Regions from separate parts of the Mus musculus genome. Here region 2 is linked to region 1. A link is a contact called in ENCODE POLR2A ChIA-PET data. All regions are on one chromosome and are shown on one strand. Each heading gives the region's core, a stretch centred on a gene start or an enhancer-like site at or near the end of the contact. The rest is flanking DNA. Distances are from core to core; before and after follow the strand shown.

Region 1 (3,363 bases), core at 364-2,863:
CGCACCGTTTCAGAGGTAGCTCCTTTAATATCCAGCTCTGCTTCCAGCTGTGGGTAGAAATGCTCAGAAAATCAGATTTGAGTCTTCACAGGGAAACTTCACTATGAGGATAATTCCTAAAAGACAAAAGATGTATCTGATCTAAAGAAACACCAGAGTATTATTAGGGGAATTTATATAAAATTGTGATTTTGTCATGGAACAGGCAGATGTTTTGGTCCTAAGTATTTTAGCTTTGCCTTTCTGTAGTTGCAGTATGTGATAGGAATCAGTGATTCCTGACACAGTTCTTTGGCCGCCATAAGACCGTGAAGTAAGCAGTTATGTTCAGACCCTACCCGTCCCCATTCCTTCCAAAGCTATTGCAGATGAATTGCGGAGCTGTTTATTCATTTATGGAATAAAGACGTTAAATCCTAAGTCTGGGGCTTAGTTTTTTCCATTCCAATGAAGTACTACAGATTTTACTCACACTTCCGAATCCAGCTTTCCCTTTTATCTTTTTTTCTTTCTTTTTTTTTTTAAGTGAAGCTTTTCTTTTTATTTTAAAAAGATTTACTATACTATATATGAGTACACTGTTGCACTCTTCAGACACACCAGAAGAGGGCATTGGGTCCCATTACAAGTGAGCCAACATGTGGTTGGTGGGGATTGAACTCAGGACCTCTGGAAGAGCAGTCAGTGCTCTTAACCACTGAGTCATCTCTCCAGCGCTTCCTTCTGTCTGTCTAATATTTGACTTTGAAGAACAATTTAGGATTTGGACATAGCTCAATGGTAGAAGGGCTTGCCAAGCATCTACAAGGCCCTGCTAGGGTTCCCCTGTAAGCAGCCAGTGCTCAGAGATTAGCCACGCCCCCCAGCCCATTATTAACTTTTAAATTTGTGTGGTTTTCTTCGGAGGCGGGCCTTGAACTCAGAGAAATCCACCTGACTCTGCTGGACTCTGCTAGGGTGGGCCTAGCACTTTGGTATTAAATTAGGAGACCTGTGCCTCCTGCTGTGATCAAAGGCGTGTTTGTTATTATTACTGATTTTAATTTTTAGTGTGCATTGGTGTTTTGCCTAAATGTATGCTTGCTTGTGTGAGGGTGTCAGATCTTGGAGTTAAAGGCAGTTGTAAGCTGCAATGTGGGTGCTGGGAATTGAACTGGGGTCTCCTAAGGCATTGCTCCAGCGTCCTGTTATTGATTTTTGAAAGGTTTTCTCCGAGCTTTCTCTCGGTCCTTATATCAGTTAAAATGGTGAACAGAAACCAAGATAGACTGGTAAATGAAAGACATGCAATTTCATGTCCCATCCTATTCTAGTCTTCCCCCCAAAAGTTCAGGGGTTCTTTCCTGACCTATATTCAGGACACTGGGAAAGTGTCCGGTCAGACAGGAGTGCATAACCAGAAGGTCCCGAATAGCGGAAGCAAGATTCTCCCCCAACCCTCAAGTTAGCCCGGCGTTGAACCAGCAGGAAGGTAGAGTGCGGACGCCAACACGCACCAGTAACCAGTTCCTCCGAGCGCTGCACTGGTTGGCGCCAAAACTACCATCTGCGTCCGTCCCCTGCCGGAACTATCCCTCACGTAAGCCACGTAATCGGTGATCCTGCGCCTCGCTAAGTAGTCCCGCTCAGGATGCCCGCGGTATACGTTTTTCCAGCTCACGAGGTCCTCAGTAGGAAGGAGTCGGACTCAGAGGTGCGTTGAGGTCCTGAGAGAAGGGCAAAGTGGCTCCGCTAACCCATTTCCTTCAGATTCCTCCGCCAGGACGTATAGTCACAGCGCCTTCACTTCCGGGTCCGCCATTTTATTGCCTCCATTTCTCCGTGAGGGGGGGTAAGGGCCCCCCCAAATATGCATATGTGAAAAGGCCGAAAAGTGAGGCCGCTGGCAAGGAGTCTTAACTAGAGAAAGAAACGGGACCAAACTGGCGGGCCCAGTGAGAGCGAAGCCGGCAGCGCTCCGGAATAGGTGAGGGGGAAAGGACACGCAGGGTTCCGGAGCTTCCGAACTGCGATGCAAGGGGCAGTGATAAGTGGCCGGCCCAGCCCGGCCAGGACCTGTGGGCGCCGGCCTGCACACTGCCGGAGCGGGGGTGGCGGCGGGGGGGAGAGGGACCAAGAGGAAGGGGATGCTGTCGGGAGGAAGGGGAGGGGACTGGGAGGTGAAGGGGGTGGGTGGAAGACCTGGGGCTGGGGAGCTGGACTCCGGGAAGCCAAGGCCACATGGGGTGACCACGAGGGGGCGGTGTGGCGCAGGAGTCCGGGCTGCCACTACAGACTGGGGCTCCCACTTGCAAGTTGGCGCCCCTGAGTTTGGCAGAGTGCTGATGTCAAAAACTGAGGGATATGTGACTAGGGAGGAAGTGGGAACTGGACTTTTCAAGGTCCAGTAATAACGTGAAACTTTAGTAAGTTCATAATGTGAACAAGAGCAGTCATGGACTTATATCCAGTTCTCAACACAGATGCTTGTACAGCTGGCCTCCCAGTGGGAATGTGTGGGGGGTGAGGGGGGGGAGAAAAAGAAAAAAAAGTACAGACCGAGAATTCTTCAATTGCTTTCTTTCTTAGCGTGCACCTCTTGTCACAGATTTCCTCCAGGAATTCTGCTGTCTCCCTCTTCCTATAAAGGATTTTCTCTAGTTTCCAATCCAATATTTGGGTCTTACTATGTAGTTTGGATTGGCTGCCTCACAGCGATTCTCTAACCTTAGCCCCTGGAGTGTTGGAATTACTGAGGTGAGCCATGTTTTTTGTACATGCTTTGCAAAGAACAAACCACCACACCCAAATGATAAACAAAAGTTATTATTCTTTGGTAATGGGCTGCTTTGTCAAGTGCTCAGGCACTCCATGGTTATTAAAATATTTATTGAAAGTTCTGAACACTAAGTACTCAGTGCTTGAGAAGAGGAGAGAGAAAGATCCAGGTGTTCAAGGCCAGCCTGTGCTACTTGACCCAGAAAGGTCTCCTGGTCTTGTTTTGTATTTTATTGGCTTCCTATTCCTAGGAGGCAGGGTTGGGAGTATAGCTCAGAGGCAAGTGTGAATGTAGCATGCCTGTGGCCCTGGATTCAACTCCTAGCACAGAGGGACTAGGAAGAGAATTTAGAAAAATCTTAGGATACACACTAGACAAACGCTCATGTGAAGTTTATGTGGATGCATATCCAGTAAGGGAGAACAGTTCCCCTCTGTAGCATTCAGAACCATGGGGTTGTATAGGTTGGGCAGGTGGAACTTAGCATATAAAGCCAGCGAGACTGACAGTCTTGAGTTTGATCCACAGAGTTGAAGGAGAGAACCAACTCCTGCGAGTTGTCCTGTGGCTTCCACATGCTATGGTGAGTGAATACACACAGAAAC
Region 2 (3,447 bases), core at 646-3,145, 110 kb after region 1:
AAAGCCATCATCTTTGCTCTAAAAAGTATCATCTTATGAGGGAGTTACACACATAAGCGGATAACACAAGGTGGGGCTGTGACAGTGGCCATTTCCTGGGCGATGTAGAGACAAAGGCCCCTAGGAAGCTTAAGATGTTTTTTTTTTTTAATTTTTCTTTCAGAACTGAAATACAAACTATAGGGAGATAATTCTGTTTTTAACTGCCTTATGCATTTAGGTCCTTTTTGCCTACTTACAATTTCAGAGTCTGAAATAGCTTTAATCTCTACCTCAATTGATTTTTAGAGCACCTTAGGAAATAGAATCAACTGAGTTTACACTTAACTCAAGTGTTTGTTAACTTGTGCAAGAGGAGGGCAGAGGAAAACTTGAATGGATCAATTCTCTTATCCCATCTCATGGACCTAGGCATAGTTTGGTGCCTTTATCTGATGAGTGGTCTTAACAGTTCCCAGGTGACTGAATGCCTTTTCTGGAAATATAGACAATTTATTCAACAGTATTTACTAAGTATCTGTGAGACACAACTTCACCTGTGAGTGAATAGCACTGTCTGACACCAGTAACAGCAGGGCGAAGGTTTCAGGTACAGTACAACATACAATACTTCAGTGCTACCGAGTCAAAATGCTGTTGAATTAGTGATGCTAATTCTATCAAATGAAGTTTGTCAATCTTTAGTACCCAAGGGAGCACAAAGAATCCAGCAGATGGCAGTAAGGAAACAAATATTTTAGGTCTTGAAGGCAGAGGAAGAAATCTGAGGTTAAGGAATGGGAGATATTTGATGGATACTCTGGCCCTGGGTTCCCTTTGGAGGAACATCTGGATAGGTGTCCAGGCCACTTTAGAACCAATAAGCTGGAGGTTTTTTCCCATGCCTTTTATTTATTCATTTCACAAATAATTATTGAGTGATTACCTTGTACAAAAATGTGACAGGAGGTGGACATAGAACTTTAGCACACAGTCTTTGCTTTTCAGAAGCGCTTGTTCAAAAAGGCCTTCCCTAGGCTTCCCATAATATTCACAGCTGCTAGGGTTCTTTGTAAAAACTGGGCAGAGGGCTGGTGAGATGGCTCAGTGGGTAAGAGCACCCGACTGCTCTTCCGAAGATCCAGAGTTCAAATCCCAGCAACCACATGGTGGCTCACAACCATCCCTAATGAAATCTGATGCCCTCTTCTGGAGTGTCTGAAGACAGCTACAGTGTACTTACATATAATCAATAAATAAATCTTTAAAAAAAAAAAAAAAAAACTGGGCAGAGTTCATATGACAACTAGGCTAGAGTAGAATCCCTCTGTATTTCTATGCCCTTTGGAGTATAGATAATTAGCAACTGAATGCTAAGGAGGACTTTGGATAGGGGGAGGTTATTTGATAGTCTGTAGTCTTTTTTTTATCAGGTCTTTTAAACTTTGTTTTTATGTATTTTTCTTACTTTTCTTCTTATATTGTTGACAAATCCTCATTGCCTTATTTATCAAATATTTACATTTAATGAACTCTGTCGCTGTGTCTAGCACTGTTTGAAGTAAACAAAACATCTATTTTTATGTCTTTAGAAGGAAGATCCCACAAGCCGACACCTTAAACAGTAAAGGCTGGAAGAATTCTTGATGGTTGTGATGTTTTGTAGTGCACAAGAGCTTAACATTTCGGACTTGACACAGAGCTGCGTTCCGAATTCTTTCCAGGACTGTCATTTGAGGAGCTCAGTCCATCTCGGTCCAGCTGATTCTTAACAAGAGTTCTTAGCAACCCGATCAAAGATACGAACCTATATTGGCCTACTGAGCCACCGTAGACTCACGGTCTACGGTCGGTGGATTCCTTGGGGTGTGGCATCATCTGTCACGTGATCCGAAGTCCCCTCTGATTGGCTTCTCTTTTCTCCGGCTAGATAGACGAACGCCGAGAAGCTGTGGCGCATGCGCAATACCGGGGTTTCCTTGGCCGCCCACCCTGAGCCGAGCGGTGGAGTTGGGGATAAACAGGCAGTGGCTGGGGAGGTGAGGGAGGGGGGGCATTCGCTTTTGGGGGCACCTCAGGTGCCTAGGTTTTCCTTTAGGTTTGTTCTATCCGAGACGCGGGACTCCCGGGGCCCGGCTCAAGTGTTCCTGTCTGGTAAGAGAAGGTAGCTTTGGCGGAGAGCAGTTCAAGTTGCTAGGAAGGTGCGAGACTGCAGCTCTCCCCCATGCCGGGCAAGTGGTGCGGTCCTGAGCTTGTCCTGGAGCCTGAACAACGCCTGTGAGAAGCCCGCCGAACGCGGGTTCTGTGAAGAGACGTGGGGAAGATTCGATTCCGAGAAAAGGAAAAGCCGGATTGAAAGGGAGCGAAGCCGCTGAGGGGGAGGGGGCTGCCAAGATGGCGTCCGCCTCCTCAGGGCCAGCGGCGGCCGGGTTTTCATCCCTTGATGCCGGGGCCCCTGCTGGTACCGCAGGTGAGTCGGGTGGGACGCGGGCAGCCGACTGAGGAGGACTGTGAGATGGGAACAAGACCGAGTCCTGGGAGGGGACCTGTGGTTGAGGATGTCCGAGGGGTTGCCCCTAAGGGAGGACAGGACCGGACTTTGAAGTAGACAATTCTATTACTAGAGGAGTCTGGGGGAAAGGATGGATGTCGCTGAGAAAAAGGGAAGCTGACGAAAACTCACACAGTGTCTCAGAGGCGACTGCGTTGAGAACTTTGAGGAGGAAGGATGGAGACTGAAGGTTGGGGGTTAAGAGAGAAACGACAACAGGAGTGGAGAAACGAATCAGTGGAGACTGAGGATACAGCTTAGTAGTGGAGATCTCGTCTAGCATGCATCAGGATCTGGGCTTAATAAGACAAAATAACGTAAACGGAGTATTGGTAGATAAAGGTGTAAGGTAGATACCAAAGTGATTGTGAAATTAATAGATCAAAATGTTGAGGGGATTATGGAACTTAAAAGTAATGGAGAGTCATGGGAATTGTGGATTTTATTGGGAGTAAGTTCCTGGAGTGGCTTTCCGCTCAGACTCCCTCCCCCACCCCCCGCCCGCCCCCCTCCCAGTGCGTCATTCCTCCTCTCATCTCTTGTCAGCAGCAGCCAGCCACATGCTTACTTTCTCACATTAACTCTTTAGGGGATTCCTATCTTTAGGTTGTACAACTGTGGAAAGGAATGAGGAGTTGTGTTGTTTTGTATTTTGATACAGGCACTTCTTATGCCTTCCTGACTGGCCTTAGTGCTGGGATCATGGGAGCTTACTATAGTCAGCACAGAGGGAAACATTGGAAACATCTAAAGGATGAGGAGGGAGGTCAAGGTCAAAACACCCTAAAAGAAGGAGGGTAAATGAAATGAAGCCTTGACTTGTAGAAGAGTCGGGGTTAGGCCTGTGGTTAGGCTTCATAAAGATGGGGAGGGGTGTGTGCGACTTGAGAGCTATGGGAGGATGTTGCATAATAGGA

Evidence for each region. ChIA-PET counts read pairs that join two places held with the same protein, here RNA polymerase II (POLR2A).
Region 2: POLR2A ChIA-PET joins it to region 1 with 13 read pairs in Patski. The contact joins the promoter of Pip5k1a here to the promoter of Gabpb2 in region 1. POLR2A ChIA-PET finds 5 or more read pairs at or near these places in 4 of 5 experiments (Patski and embryonic stem cell).

What each region holds. Positions count from the first base shown.
Region 1 is chr3:95,216,192-95,219,554 of GRCm38, reverse strand. Gabpb2 (GA repeat binding protein, beta 2) reads left to right here and starts at 1,613. Exons shown (of 10, transcript NM_029885.1): 1 at 1,613-1,966; 2 at 3,287-3,341. It overlaps Mllt11 (myeloid/lymphoid or mixed-lineage leukemia; translocated to, 11), which reads left to right. Exons shown (of 2, transcript NM_019914.4): 2 at 1-1,011. Gm16740 (predicted gene, 16740) reads right to left here and starts at 2,098. Exons shown (of 4, transcript NR_108026.1): 1 at 1,497-2,098; 2 at 6-116.
Region 2 is chr3:95,105,378-95,108,824 of GRCm38, reverse strand. Pip5k1a (phosphatidylinositol-4-phosphate 5-kinase, type 1 alpha) reads left to right here and starts at 1,895. Exons shown (of 15, transcript NM_008847.3): 1 at 1,895-2,449. The coding sequence starts at 2,374.